Linked DNA regions of Homo sapiens: region 2 is linked to region 1. A link is an interaction called in ENCODE POLR2A ChIA-PET data of the cell type or tissue named here. Cell type or tissue: PC-9. All regions are shown on one strand.

Region 1 (8,000 bases):
GGGAGCTCTGTCACATACCCTGGAACAAGGATTTGAGAATCAGATTGAGGGCCCCAAATTTAAAACTGCATGAAGTCATATGGTTGATTGGAACTTGTTAAAAAAAAAAAAAGTAACTTTTCTTTGACTTACAAATTACAGAAGAACATTGGTGTTTATAAAAATGACTAATTAATTCATAGCTGTCACTTGAAAACACTCAAAGGGGAAAGGTCTGTGTTTGCATTTTGAAAATTTAAAACAGCGAAATTTTTAGGATGCTAATCCAAAGCTCCATTAAACCAATATTAATGAACATTTCAGCAAGATCGTGTGATATTTCTTAAAGAAAATGGCATTAGAGGTTTTTTTTTCCACATTCAGTATTAAATGTAAAAATAGTATGTCAAAGCAATAAATAGCAGAAAATCATTCTGAGTTTAATTTTATCTCACACGTATGTGAAATAAATGAAGCATGATGTGACAATCCAATGTTATCTATCGTGGAGAAAGAAAAATAGATCTTGGTAGAATCTTGAGTATTTAAAAATGATCGTTAAAATATGAATATGTCATAGACATTGTACTCAGATTTTAAATGTTCCACCGTTAGCTACTTACATGCCCTCCATTATTAAAGTGCCCTTGGAGTTAGAAATGGAAATATGCTTTTAGGATTATCATCTATTCCTGGGAGGCATCGCAGAATTGTTATTTCCAAAATGTTTCCTTGTTCTTGGTGCACTGTAGAGTCTTTTAAGAACAAAGAGTTATTCTCAATTCAGGCTGGACTAAGCTGCACCAACTGAACTCTCGCATTATTTCAGAAATTCTGTATTCAGTGGGGAGGATGGAACAAAATAATTAGGATATGGGGCCCAGAGACCTTCCGGGAAAGATATTCTTGCTGTGTTCTACAGCTTTTTCTGCTGCTTTATTTTTCTCTCTTTTACAATTCCTCCCACCCACTCTTCATGCCAGCAAACAGATGATCCGGGAGAATAAGAATATTGTATGATCACTCGTTAATTTACTTCGGATTGCTTTCCAGGCACCACAAGTCTGACCGCTCAGGGGTTTCCAGTGAATTTTTGGCAGCTACTAAGCACAGTTAGTTGCCTATAAGAACTACTGATTCTGCTTCGTTTTACACACCACATATGACAGGGCATAACTCACCATGACTGGCTTACATTTAGGCTACTCTGTATTGAATCAGACACTATTTATCACTTTCAAGTTCTAATTTCTGCATCGTGCATATGGTTATTTAAACCTATATAGTTCAATGAAAATGCTCCCATCCTGTACAGACTAGCCTAAAGGGGCACTACATGCAATGATACCAGAGGGTAAAAACATGGCACTGGCTCTTTTTTTAAATGACTAGTTTGAAATGGAGGCAATTCATTAATTCAACATTTATTGAGTGCCTACTAGGCAGCAGGCCATAAGTTAAACTCTGGGGATTTTTAAAAAGGAATGCCTGGTAGCTGCAGTAGCTAACATACATCACATTTATGCTTTATGCAAATTCATAATCCAGCTAAGAAATAGACACACGGCCGGGCGTGGTGGCTCACCCCTGTAATCCCAGCACTTTGGGAGGCCGAGGCAGGCAGATCACGAGGTCAGGAGATCGAGACCAGCCTGACTAACACGGTGAAACCCCGTCTCTACTAAAAATACAAAAAATTAGCCAGGCATGGTGGCGGGCACCTGTAGTCCCAGCTACTCCGGAGGCTGAGGCAGGAGAATGATGTGAACCCCGGAGGCGGAGCTTGCAGTGAGCCCAGATCACGCCACTGTGCTCCAGCCTGGGTGACAGAGCGAGACTGTCTCAAAAAAAAAGAAATAGACACCCATGCAAGTGTATTGGTGAAAGTGGTATGAAACAAATGCCCACAAAGAGCCCAGAGGAGGGAGGGACATTGGGACCAGGCCTTTGTTGCCTTCATATATGAATCTTTTTGCAGACGTGTTTTCATTTAAAATAGCTGGGTCAAGTGGTAATTTTATTAGAAACTGCCAAACAATTTTCCATGGGGCTGTACCATGTTAAATTCCCACCACAGTATATGAATTCCAGTTGCTCCACATCCTCACCAACACTTGACATTGTCAGACTTTAAAATTTTACCCATTCTCATGTATGTAGTGATATCTTGTGGTTTTACTTTACATTTTTCTATTACCAGCTATGTTGAATACCATATTTACATGCTCGTTGGCCATTTGGATATCCTATTTTATAAAGTGCCTGTTTAAATCTTTTGCCCATTTTTAAATTGGTTTTTGTCCTCTTTTATTGATTTAGAGAAATTCTTTATATATTCTGGTTATAAATCCTTTTTGGATGTATGTATCGCAAATATCTTCTTCCAGAAATGAATATTCTTTTGTACTCAGTAAAGAAAAAAAAACAAAAACAAAACAAAAAAACTTCAGGGTTTTTTTGAGCAAGCACTGTTCATAAGGATAGAATAAATTCTGGCCAGGCGTGGTGGCTCATGCCTGTAATCCCAGCACTTTGGGAGGCTGAGGCGGGTGGATCACAAGGTTAGGAGATCGAGACCATCCTGGCTAACACAGTGAAACCCAGTCTCTACTAAAAATACAAAAGATTAGCAGGGCGCGGTGGCGGGCGCCTGTAGTCCCAGCTACTCCGGAGGCTGAGGCAGGAGAATGGCGTGAACCCGGGAGGCGGAGCTTGCAGTGAGCTGAGATCGCACCACTGCACTCCAGCCTGGGCGACAGGGCGAGACTCTGTCTCAAAAAAAAAAAAAAAAAAAAAAAAAAAAAACCAGAATAAATTCTGCAGGTTTTCTTTACTGACTGCCCAACATACCTACATATGCCATAAATGATATGAAAATCTGATGCGTGATAAGAGACTGAGATTTAATCACGTGTTTGGTGGCTATTCAGTCATGGTCATAGTAAGTGTTGAACACATATTTGTTGAATAAACTAATAATTGAAAAAAGTGCTTTTTAAAACTGAAATTTACTTAAAACTAAGCCTCCTAAGTGGAAAAGTACCATCACAGCAGAAATCTGGAAATTATTTTTTAATGAAATCATTTGTTCAATAAATATCTGAGGGTCTAAGAAGCGCAGGATACTTTTGTTAAGCTCTGTAGGGGATGTAAGAAACATAAAAACAATTATTTTCTTTGAATAGCAACTTACAATTTATAAAATGCCCCTAGAAATTGTATTTGAACTTGAAAACTAGCTTCTTGGCCAGGTGTGGTGGCTCACACCTATAATCCCAGCACTTTGGGAGGCCAAGGCAGGAGGATTGCTTGAGGCCAGGAGTTCAAAACCAGCCTGGGCAACATAGTGAGACCCTTTCTCTATAAAAAGTTAAAAACATTAGTTGGGCATGGTGGCATGCCTGCAGTCTCAGCTACTTGGAAGGCTGAAGTGGGAGGATCACTTGAGCCCAGGAGTTCGAGGTTGCAGTGAGCTATAACCACACCATTGCACTCCAGCCTAGACAAGATTGCAACCTTGTCTCTCCATAAAAAAAGAAAAGAAAGAAAGAAAAAGAAAACTAGCTTCTCAAATTCTGCATTGCTTACTTGTTAATTCAAAAAGATATTTATCATGTGCCTACTATGTGCCAGAACTAAAGTTTTAGGACAAGGTGGACAGTAAATAAATACCTGAATGATGTGATTGCACTAAAACCATAATCTCCCATCCCTCCAACAGTGTTAACCACCTGCCTCCATGATGCTTGTGAACTTTGGACAACCCTCTTCTTCGTTTGCTTTAATTTTACTTGTTTTTTCAAGTGATACCTTCACGTGGTTCAAAAATAAAAATGGTATAAAAAATATATATTGAGAAGTCTTACTAGCATCCATAAGCTGGTCTGTCCTCCACCCTATTGCCTCATTCCTTTTATTAGTTTCTTGCATATACTTCCAATGTTTCTTTATGGAACTATGTACAAACACATATATGTTCTGATTTCTCCCTCATTCTTACATAGAGTTAACATGTTACATGCTGTTATATAAATGGGCTAAAGGTGGGGGGCCCTGGATATTGGTCCCCATGTTGTTTACATCTTCACAGCAGGCTAGGACAATTAGCTCAAAGCCCTCTGGCACTAAACTCAAATTCATATACATCTGATTGCCTTAAATGTAGCCCAAATAACCATATTTTTAGCTATTTAAAGCCTGCCTGTCTTGCACATCCTATGAAGCTGTACCCAACATCTGCTAGCCATAGATAAGATGAACCTTGGGGATACGAAAGACACCAAGCCACTGCTGCCGATTCAAGCTCTCTGACCCCAAAGACTCCCCATCTTGTTACTGGGTAACATCATCTACCTGCAGGAGGCACTTCTCCGATTTCCCTCTCCCCTGGGAATGCCCTTGTTCTCTTCCTCTTCTGGGTGGTGGCTCCATGCTGCTCTTTCTGGAAGGTCTCCTGCTGTGAAGAACTTCACTCACGTATGCTAACCAAGCACCACCCAAACAAAGTTCATTTGTGCTACTGTCATTTCGTGGTCATGTCCTTTCCTTGATCAGCTCTGAATCCTCTATCTCACCACATATACTCTGCCTTTTCATTTTGATTTTTTTTAACTTAACAATATATTCTGGGGAAGACTCCTTCACTCTTTTATACAGCTGCAAATTACTCCACTGCATTTAACCAGTCCCTCCTGATGTTCGCTTGGATTATTTCTAGTCTTTTGTTATTACAATGATGCTGCAATGAATCACCTTGCACATTCATCATTTTGTTCATGTACAGGCAGATCTATAGGATAAATTCCCGGAAGATGGATTGCTGGGTCAAAGAGTAAACAAACACATTTGTATTTTTGAAAAACATTGGCAAATCATTCCTTTTAGCAACCATGCATGAGATTGTCTGTTTTCCCATAGCCTCACTATTTACCAGTCTGTTAGGTAAAAATAAACAAACTTCTAGTCTTGGACTCCTTACACAGTAAAGATTGTTAATATAATATTTGTTAACATGCCTATCTCTGCCACTGAATTGTGACACCCTTAAAGTCTGGAACCATTTCTTACTCATCTTCATAGCCTGTTGCTTAGCTAGCAAAGTTCTTTGGACAGAATAGCTTCTGCCACTTCCCTCTCTCCCCCGCAAAAACATATTTACTGAGTTGAATCAATCACCACTTTAGCCTAGAGAGGCCCCCCTCAGACCTTCCCATTGTGGTATGTGCTGCCCCACTTTCAGCTGACTGCCAATTTCCTCTCGAGGCTGGGCCTGCTCAGCCCACCCACAGAGGGAGGAGAGCCTGAGATTGAATGCACCACCGTCCCAGCAGCTCTCAACCAATGCCTGAAGGGAGATGGTGTTTAAATAGCCAGCAAGCTCTTCCTTTGGGGGTGTACCTCTGAGGCATGGGGTGGTCTATGCTGAGAGCTCTTCGTGGGATGAAGCCCTGTGGTCCCTTTGTCCATAGCAGGAAGTAGCTTGATAGTGTATCTTTTAAGGGCTTCCCTGCCTTTCCTTCCTTTCCAGGCTCACCTTCTCACTCCATTATTGGAGTTTCCTTCAATCACCTCCCAAGTAAATGACTAGCACTTTATCAGGGTCTTTTTTGGGGGGAACTGAAATAAAGACAATACCTTCCCTTTTCTTTCTTCTTCTTCTTTTTTTTTAATAGGGTCTCACTGTGTCACCCAGGCTGGAGTGCAGTGGTACAATCACAGCTCACTGCACAGCTCACTTCGCCTCCCTAAATCTAGTGATTCTCTAGCCTCAGCCTCCCGAGTGTCTGGGACTACAGGTGCATGCCACCATGCCTGGCTAATTTTTTTGATTTTTAGTAGAGATGAGGTATCACTACATTGCCCAGGCTGATTTTGAACTCCTGACCTCAAGCAATCCTTCCACCTTGGACTCCAGCAATCCACCCACCTCGGCCTCCCAAAGTGGTGGGATTACAGGCATGAGCCGCTGTACCTGGCCAGCTTTCTTTATCAAATGAAGAAACCTAAATACTGAGAAAATAAGTGAAGTGCTCATGGCACAGCTAGTGAGTGAAGAAGCATATTCCCTGGCTCCTAGAAATGTGCTGTTTTAGAAAATGGAATTTCTCTTTATGGATGATAAGTACAACCACTGAGACATGAAAGAGCAATGGAAGAAGTGTGTGTGTGTGTGTGTAAATCAATAACAGCACAAGGTTACATAAAATGAATAGTAAATAAGCGAAACAGCTCTCACCTATGGTGCATATTATGAGCCAGGCAAGTACTTTTTGTGTGTTTCTTCATTTAACACAAAACTCTACAAGTTAGATGCATTATTATCATCATTCCCAGATCACAGATGAAGAAAATTAAGATACTGAGAGTTTAAGTAACTTGCCAAAGCTCACACTTGCCAAGATCTGACTCCTGGATTTGTGCTCATAACCATCAAACTATACTGTCTGCAGGGGCCGGCCAGAGAAGTTCTAGAAGTGACAGATTACCCTTGGCTTTTGGCAGCAGGGGTCTTGAAGAAAGAACATGGGATTATGACTAATTAAGGACTAATTCTTCCTAGGGCCATCAAAGAACTCATTTGTGTCAGTTAGAATATTTTCCAGGGCAGAAACTAAATATCCAACTAAAAATGACTTAAACAACAGGGGTCTACTGAAAAATCTCACATAATAAGAGGTCTGGAGGCAGGAGGTTCCAGACTTGGTTAATTCAGCAGTTAAATGACTTCAAAGCAGCAGTGACTCACATATTCATTCTTTATTTTCCATCCAATTCCATCTTCTTTGTAGTTCTCTTGATCCTCTGTCATGGTCTTGCAATGGCCCCCCTCAGCTCCAAGTAGCAAATATCAGAAAAGGAGGGAGGAACTTTGTCCCAGAATCCCTTAGCAGGTATTCTCTTTGGTCCCATTGGCCACGAATGGGTCACCTGCTCTAGACACAGGGGAAGCTGGGAAAGTGAGTCTTTGGCATTCTCTGTCTCCAGCATGGGAGGCAGGTTCTGCTAGAAACAAAAAAGCGGAAGGATACTGGCAGTGGGAAGGCAACCAATCTTGATGCCATATAGCTTAAATCCCACGTTGAAGCCTTCTTCTTGGCTGTGCTGTTTGGAAAAGCCAGAACCCAACAGCTTTGCAAAGATAATCATGGGAAAATAATTCGAGATGATACTCAGGTTCTGGCCAGAGATGACACCATCCGATGATGTCATATTTCACAGCAGGATACCAGACAGGCCAGAAACCAGGACCTGAAGCAGTCAGTGCCTATTCTGAACAGAGAGGCACTACATTGACCATATTTGGGAGGCCTCAGAGAATGGCTTCCACATCCAGACCAGAGCCAGGACAACTGGGATTGCTGGGCTCAGCCATATTTGATGAGTGTTTATTCTACTTATGGCAGCGTATTAAGCATTTTGGGGAAGGGGTGATGCCGAGATATCAGATGTGCATCCTGACCTCGAGAAACAAATAAAAAATCTAATAATAAACATCAACTGAGCACTATCTGCCAAGTCTGTTTAAAGCAACTTACATATCTCTAGACACCTTAAATATACGTCAAATCTTCACAGTAACCCTATGAGATAGGTTATATTTATGATCCTTATTTACCAATATGGGAACTGAGGCCAGGAAGGAAACTGAGGCATGGAGAGTTTAAGCAATCTTGAGATTGTTACCCAAATATTTGCTGTAAGGACACACCACATAGGCGCTCCCAGGAGTGCTTAAAACATTTTCTCTAAATTTACGGTGATGAATTCGTCCCAGGTTGCTTGGGACTCTCCCAGTTTTAGCACCGAAGTCCATGTACTGGGACAACCCTCAGTCCTGGGCAAATAAGAATGGTTGGTCATCCTACAAATTATAGGCACACTCAATCTAGATTGCCCTGACAACCCAATTAATGGATAATGGAAAAGGAAAAGTTAGAGAGAGTTTTCCCTGCATAGTCAATTCCCATAACAAAAGCTCCTGTAGTCAGAATAAAAGAGTTTCCTTAAACATTGGGTTTTCT
Region 2 (8,000 bases), 130 kb before region 1:
CAATTTTTCCATCTAAAAGATGTCATATTTTTATCCCATCATCTTTATTACTGTTATTTCCAGGCATTCATAATTTTATAAAATGTTCCTACAACTGTTAACCCAAGTCACAGTCTTTATCAGTCTATGACAACAAAATTAACTCATACTTGCATTTCAAACCCAAACTCGTATGGCACAAGTTCAAATCAGCAAAACTACTGGAAACTGGCCGTATTTAAATTGTTTCCCCAACAATTTCTAAGGTCCCAGGGTAATGCCTCATAAATACTCAGGACTGGTCACCATCTTTTACACCTGCTTCTTTGTCTTTCTTCTGGACAGGAATGTTGATGGACACCACTCTCCTCCCCTGGTGACAACTCTTGATGCATCCCTACTGTGACAAGGTTAGTCCCTCTCCAGATTTTCCATATCTAAACTGTGATGAAACCATACTCCTTAAAAAACATATCTTGAAGGTTCCAGAAAAAGGAAACTGAAAACAGAGAATAACTTCCAACAGCCAAGAGCAGTAGATCTTTAGAGCTAACAAGCCCAAACCCAAAATATGAAGCCCTGCCTAATTACCAGCAGTCCATCACGTGGCAGGGAGGCAGCTCAAAAGGAAACAGGTAACTCCAGGTATCTCCTTATCTTGGAGTTCAGGTTCCATGCCCCCCAGCTTAAAAAAAGGAGTCCTTCAAATTCTCTCAAGCCTAAGCTGGGCTTTATTTTCCTGCCTGGAATTTTCCTCTTCCCAGATGTGGGGTGGTAGGAATCCTGTAGTCTAGCCACTCAAAGATTGATCTGGGCTTCATAGCTTGAACAAGATAATCACAATCGTAGGCAGTATATTTTCCAAAGTCTGGCTTACACAGTCTTATAATTACCTCATTGTAAGAAAAAACTGTGCTTTAGAGGGAAACTATGCATTGTCCAGCATAGAGGACACCCATCTTTCTGGGTTATCTGATTCTATGGGAGCTATTTTACAATGCTGTAAATTATTGATTATTGATATCAATGCAAAATGCTTGTTTATAGACATCAGATTGTTTCCTATCCAGTAGAGGGATAGAGGTTCAATTGACTTCTCTCTCCTACTGTGAAAAAAGGCTCGTTTTGTCTCAATTTGCATATTCATTTCCCTATTTCTCATCTATAACTGTGTTTGTTCTTTGTATTCTCCTTTGAACTGGCTGATACCTCAGCGTTTTCCTTATTAATGAGTTAAATAAAATCTTGAACACGTGTTCATATGTGTTATATAGGAGAGTCATGATTTTACCATTAAAAAAATTATCTTTAACACCATGTATGAGACCCTAAAGTATGGTTAGTTTTTGCTACATCAAGTTTAGTTTAGTTCTTCATTACATTTTACCATCAGCATAAGGAAAAGAGATGATCAAGCATGTGCCCAACCCCACCATAATATTTGTTTTTGTTTGTTTGTTTGTTTGTTTTTGTTTTTGTTTTTTGTTTTTGAGATGGAGTCTCGCTTTGTCACCCAGGCTGGAGTGCAGTGGTACGATCTTGGCTCACTGCAACCTCCACCTCCTGGGTTCAAGCAATTCTCCTGCCTCACCCTCCTGAGTAGCTGAAATTACAGGTGTGCACCACCACACCTGACTAATTTTTTGTATTTTTAGTAGAGACGGGGTTTCACCATGTTGGCCAGGCTGATCTTGAACTCCTGACCTCAAGTGATCCACCCGCCTCGGCCTCCCAAAGTGCTGCGATTACATATAGATGTGAGCCACTGTGCCCAGCCCCACCATAATATTTGTATACACACAAAATACACATTCATGTACACACAGTTCTCCAAAATAAGCATAGAACAGTCTAAAATCCACATGTAAGAAGAAAAAACTCTCTAATGCAATAAAGGCACAGTTCTGGTGATCCATCAAGCAGAACATATGCTATTTCAGCTTGAAGGGTCTGCACTGAGTTACTTCCTCATATCCAGGAATTCTTCAAGAATGTAGAGTTTTCATCTGTATCAGGGTTTCTCGGCCCCAGCACAATTAACATTTTGGATCAGATAATTCTTTGTTGTAGGAGTCGTCCTGTGCATTGTAGGATGTTTAGCAGCATGTCTGGCCTCACTCCAGACATTGCCACATGTCACTGGGGTCAAAAGTAACCACCAGTTGAGAACCACTGATCTATTTTATTAAAGGTTCCCCAAGATAGCTCCTTTCAGAGTAAAGGGAGGATCTCCCTAAGGATAAGTGAATTTATTTAACCAATACATATCAGCATGGATGGGTCTCAGTGATAATGTCGAGTGAACACAGCTAAATTACAGAATGCTTTCTGCAGCATGATACTATTTGTATAAATCTTAAAATCACAAAAACTTGTATGTTGCTTATAGAAATATATATATGAAATAAAATCATAAAACCATCAACATGGAGAATACATATCAATTTAATGAGTATGGCTGCCTCTGAGAAAAGAGGGAAGGAATTAGATTAAGATTACAAAACAATATTCAACTGTGTTTATAATGTTTTGCTTTTTTAAGAGATCTAAAACAAATACTACCCAATGTTGTCATTTTTTCATTCCAGCAAATGCATATATGAATATTATGCTACTCTACAAACTTTACTGTAAATTTGAAAGAAATCCATAATAAGATATGAAAAATGCAGCTTAAATTTCAAATAATGTTCTTCAAAGCCGTTGTCATTAATTTTCCAATCATCTTTTGCTTTATATTATTCATACTGCTGCTTGCCTCCATGATTATAGGTAGCTGTGAGCTGGCAGTGTTTTATAGAGCAATTTCCTGGCTCCGACTCTAATGACAGCCATAATATTAATGCTCTCACCCTGTATTTGTGGAGTGCTTTATCTTTTCCCAGTACTCTTACATCTGTCTTCTCTTTTTATATTCACAATTTCTCTCACCATCAGTCTTCGTCTCAACTGTATTTGCCATGTATTAATAAAAGTATTAAAAAGCCTTCTACGAATGCTTTTTCTTTGGCAGCTACCTGAGTTCAGGTTTCCCTAGATACCAACCCTGAAAGATTGGATTCTAGTGCAAGCAGTTTATTTAGGAGGTGATCCTACAGAGCTCTGGTAGGGGAAATGTGACAAGGAAGAGAAGAAAGCTAATAAACAGCACATCTTAGAGCAGGTTACAGTTGAGGGCAATTGAAGCTCAGTCCTGCCCATTTGTTTACACATTATCTGTGTAGTTTTCATGTTATGGCAGAACTGAGTAGTGGTGACAGAGGCCTGAAAAGCCAAAAATATTTACTATATGGCCCTTTACAAGAAAAGTTTCTTGACCTCTTCTTTATACCATAAAACTAGAAGAAAAGTTATTATTTTCAAGCATTTTGAGAGCTTCCAGTATGAGCACATGTGTAAGAAGGAAAATGTCAATTATTACTCATAAAAATTCCATTTTTATGAAGTGTGTTAGGGGAAAAATTGAGTTAAGAAGAAAAACCTTTTTCCATAAAAACAAACATTGGCAATTTGCCCTAAAAAATATATATATAAAGGTTCAAGAAGAAATTTGAGGCGGTTACATCTCTACTGTGGAATGAATTGTAAACTCCTAGTGTAGACATAGAAAATAGTAATCATTTATTGTGCCAAACTCCAACTAATTAAAAATTACGGTGATAAAGATCTAAGACTATGTTCAGGCTTAGTGAAAGAGAGGGCCATAATTGGTAAGCAGTGTCTGAAGTGAGCACAGGAAGGAATAGTGGTGGCCAATGTTGAATGCAAAAAATAAGCACAGCTACCTGCCATGAGATGGGAGGAGAAAAAACCAAGAGAGGAAAGGGGACACTTAGGCTTCCTGCGATCTCAGAAACCTAACAAGGGCTGATAAAAGGCTGTTTATACACCAAGCAGGAAAAAACCCTATTATTAACATCTTGCATTAGTGTGGTACATCTGTTACAATTAATGAACCAATATTGTACATTATTATTAAATAAAATCTGTAGTTTACCTTAAGTTTCACTCTTTGTGTTGTACAGTTCTATGGGTTTTGATAAATGCATAACATCATATATCCATCATTATAGTATTATATGGAATAGTTTCACCACACTAAAATTTTCCTGTACTTCACCTATTTATAGCTTTCCTTCCACCCACCCCCATCCCAATCCCCTGGCAACCACTGAACTTTTGACTGTCTCCATAATTTTGCCTATTCCAGAATGTCATATAGTTGGAATCATACAGTAGGTAGCCTTTTCAGACTGGCTTTTTTTTCACTTAGGAATATGCTTTTAAGTTTCCTTTGTGTCTTCTTACATCTTGGTAGCTCTTTTTTTTTTCATCACTGAATAATTATCCATTGTATGGATGTACTAAATTTTGTTTATTCACCTATTGAAAGACATCTTGTTGTTTCCAGTTTTGGGCAGTTAAAACTATCTATTTCTTTTTGTGTGTATTTTGGTAGCTTATATCTTTCAGGGAATTTGTGTATTTCATCTAAGTTATCAAATTTGTGGGCATAGAGTTATTTATAATATTCCTTTATTATCCTTTTAGTGTCTATGAGATCAGCAGTGATGGCCCCTCTTTCATTTCTGATGTTAGTAATTTGTGTCTTCTTTTTGTCTTGATTAGTCAAGCTAGATGTTTATCAATTTTATTGATCTTTTCTAAGAAGCAGCTTTTGATTTTGTTGATATTCTTTATTGTTTTCCTGTTTTCAGTTTCATTGATTTGTGCTGTAATTTCTGTTACTTCTTGTTTTCTGCTTGCTTTAGGTTTATATTGCTCTTCTCTAGTTTCCTAAGGTGGAAACTTAGATTGCTGTTTAGATCTTTTCTCTTTTCTAATAATATGCATTCACGGCTATAAATTTCTCTCTAACCACTACTTTTGCTGCATTCAACAAGTTTTGAAAAGTTGTATTTTCATTTTCATTTAGTTCAAAATATTTTAAAATTTTTCTTGATACTTGACACATATGTTTAGAAGTATGCTTAATATTCAAATATTTTGAAAATTTTCAGCTATCTTTCTATTATTGATTTCCAACTTAATTCCACTGTGACCTGAGAGCAAACTTTGTATGATATCTTTTTTAAGTTTGTTAGGATGTTTTATGGCCCAGAATGCACGTTCTGAATGTTGGAAGCTGAATGTTCCATGTGAGCTTGAGAAGAATTTGTATTCTGCTTTGTTGGAGGAAGTATTCTAAATCTACGGATGTCAGTTAGATCCAGTTAATTGATGGTGTTCTTCAGTTCAACAATGCCTTACTGATTTTCTGCCTGCTGTATCTGTCAATTACTGATAGAGAAGTTTTGAAGTTTCCGGCTATAATAATAGATTTGTCTATTTCTCCTTGAAGTTCTATCAGTTTTGCCTCACATACTTTGATGATCTGTTGTTAGGTACATACATGTTGAGGATTGCTATGTCTTCTTGGAGAATTGGCCCCTGTATAATTGTATCATACCCTTCCTTATCCCTGATAATTTTCTGGTCTGCTTTGTCTGAAATTGGTATTGCTACTATAGCTTTCATTTGATTTGTGTTATCATGGTATATCTTTCTCTATCCCTTTACTTTTAATGTAGCTGTGTCTTTATATATATAGTGGGCTTCATTAAATATAATAGGAATTATATAGTTGGGTCTTGTTTTTTCTATACACTCTGACAGTCTCTGCCTTTTAATTGGTGATTTAAACTATTATTCACAGTGAGTAGTAATATAGTTGGATTAGTATCTACAATGTTTGTAACCGTTTTCTATTTGTTGCACTTTTTCTTTGTTTCATTTTTATCACCCCCACCCCCCGCCCCCATTTTCCTGCCTTCTCTGGTTTTAACTGAGCATTTTATATGAACCCATTTTCTCTCTTCTCTTAGCACATCAATGATATTTCTTTGAAAAAATGTTTTAGTGTTTGTCTTAGAGTTTGCAATATATATTTACAACTAATCTAAGTACACTTTCAAATAATACTATAATGCTTCACGGGTAATGCAGATACCTTATAACAAAGCATTTCCAATTACTTTCTTCCATTCCTTGTACCATTGCTGTCATTCATTTCACTCATCCATAAGCTATAACTACCCAATACATTGTTGCTATTACTCTTACTTTGAACAGTTATTTATTAAATCAATTTAAAATATGAAAAATGAAAGATCTTGTTTAAATCTTGTTGATTCCCTGCTAATGTTCTTCCTTCCTTTCTTTCTTTCAGATCAGATCTGAATTTCTGACCTATATCAATTTCCTTCTCTCTGAGGAACTTATTTGAGTATTTCGTGCAAGGCAAGTCTACTGGCAACAAATTACCTCAGTTTTTGTCTGAGAAAGTCTTTTTTTCCTTCTTCACTTTAGAAGGATAACTTCACTGGATGAAGAATTTTAAGCTTGTGTTTTTCTTTATTTTTCTTTCAACACTTTCAATATTTCACTTTATTCTCTTCTTGCTTGCATGGTCCCCGATGAGAAGTCTGATGTAATTCTTATCCTTGTTGCTTTATAGGTAATGCTTCCCCCAACTCTCTCATTTCTTTCAAGATTTTCTCTTAGCTTTTGATTTTCTGCAGTTTGAATGTGAAATGCCTAGATGTCGATTTTTTGGATTTGTCTTGCTTGGTGTTGTCTAACCTTCCTGGATCTGTGTTTTGATGTGTTTCAATAATTTCAGAAAATTCTGAGCTATTATTACTTCAAATATTTCTTCTGTTCTTCTTTCTCTTTCTTTTCCTTTTAGTATTCCCATTATGTATATGTTACACCTTTTGTAATGATTATACACTTCTTGGATATTTCGTTATTTTTCCCATTCTTTTTTTCTCTTTGCCTTCCAGTTTGGAAAGTTTCTGTTGACCTATCACCAAGCTCATTAATTCTTTCCCCAGACATTTCCAACCTGCTGATGAGCCTTTAAATACATTCTTCATTTCTTCATTTCTGTCACAATGTTTTTTTATTTCTAGCATTTCCTTTTGATTCTTTCTTAGGGTTTTCATCTCTGTGCTTACATTACCCACCTGTGCCTTCATGTTGTCTATTGTTTCCACTAGGGCTTCGTATTAGTCTGTTCTCACACTGCTATTAAAGACATATCTGAGACTGGGTAATTTATAAAGGCAAGAGATTAATGGACTCACAGTTCCACATGGCTGGGGAGGCCTCACAATCACGGCAGAAGACAAAGGAAGACCAAAGGGACTTCTTACATGGTGGCAGGCAAGAGAGGGAGCTTGTGCAGGGGAACTCCTCTTTATAAAACCATCAGATCTCATGAGACTTAGTCACTATCACAAGAACAGCATGGGAAAGGCCCGCCCCCATGATTCAGTTACCTCCCACTGGGTCCCTCCTATGACACATGGGAATTGTGGGAGCTACAATTCAAGATTACATTTGGGTGGGGACACAGCCAAACCATATCAGGCTTTTTCTGTTTTGACTACCTGGAGTACTACAATTCAATTCTGGCACTAATGACCTAGAGTTAGCACCAAATTCCACAAATTAATGGCTCAGTCCTCCACAAGACTGCTTCTTATTCCAGATGCCAGCCACAAGTGGAGTCCCCAGTCCCCAGGCTCCCTGCACCTCTGACTGATTATAAATTTGGGAGTTCCCATAACTACCTCAGTTTTGATAATTCGATATGGCTCAGAACTCACTGAAAGTAGACTATGTGTAAAACTCTACATGTAGAGTTTTATTATAAAGTATACACTTAGGACAAGATCTGGAAGGGCTCTGGATGCAAAATTTTCATACTCTCTTCCCAAGGAATCTGAGTGCATCATCCTCCCTGTACACCAGTATGTTCACCAACCAGAAAACTCCACTGAGTTTCAGTGTACACATTTTTTATGTGGAATATGATTACACAGGCATGATTGGATATGCAATTGGCCACATAATTGAGCTCAGTCTCTAGCCCTCTTTTCCATGCAGGTAAAACTGGCCCAAAGTTCCAGCCTTCTAATCGTGTGTTTGGTCTTTCTGGTGTCCATCTCCCATCC

What was found. ChIA-PET counts read pairs that join two places held together with the same protein. Peaks named below come from ENCODE experiments on the same cell type or tissue, not always from the same donor. Only the 100,000 strongest peaks of a DNase experiment are listed, where the experiment ranks them.
Region 2: POLR2A ChIA-PET joins it to region 1 with 7 read pairs; 2 of 35 experiments call an interaction of 5 or more read pairs at or near these places.

The regions. Positions count from the first base shown.
Region 1 is chrX:13,423,417-13,431,416 of GRCh38, forward strand. No RefSeq gene overlaps it. Among named protein-coding and RNA genes, the nearest start is that of LINC01203, 92 kb to the left of the region's middle. RefSeq lists an enhancer at 4,990-5,507. In PC-9, no CTCF peak of the experiment used is centred here; a DNase peak (open chromatin) is centred at 4,875; H3K27ac peaks cover 3,026 bases.
Region 2 is chrX:13,296,193-13,304,192 of GRCh38, forward strand. It overlaps LINC02154 (long intergenic non-protein coding RNA 2154), which reads right to left and starts at 7,260. Exons shown (of 2, transcript NR_146309.1): 1 at 7,128-7,260. In PC-9, no CTCF peak of the experiment used is centred here; no DNase peak of the experiment used is centred here.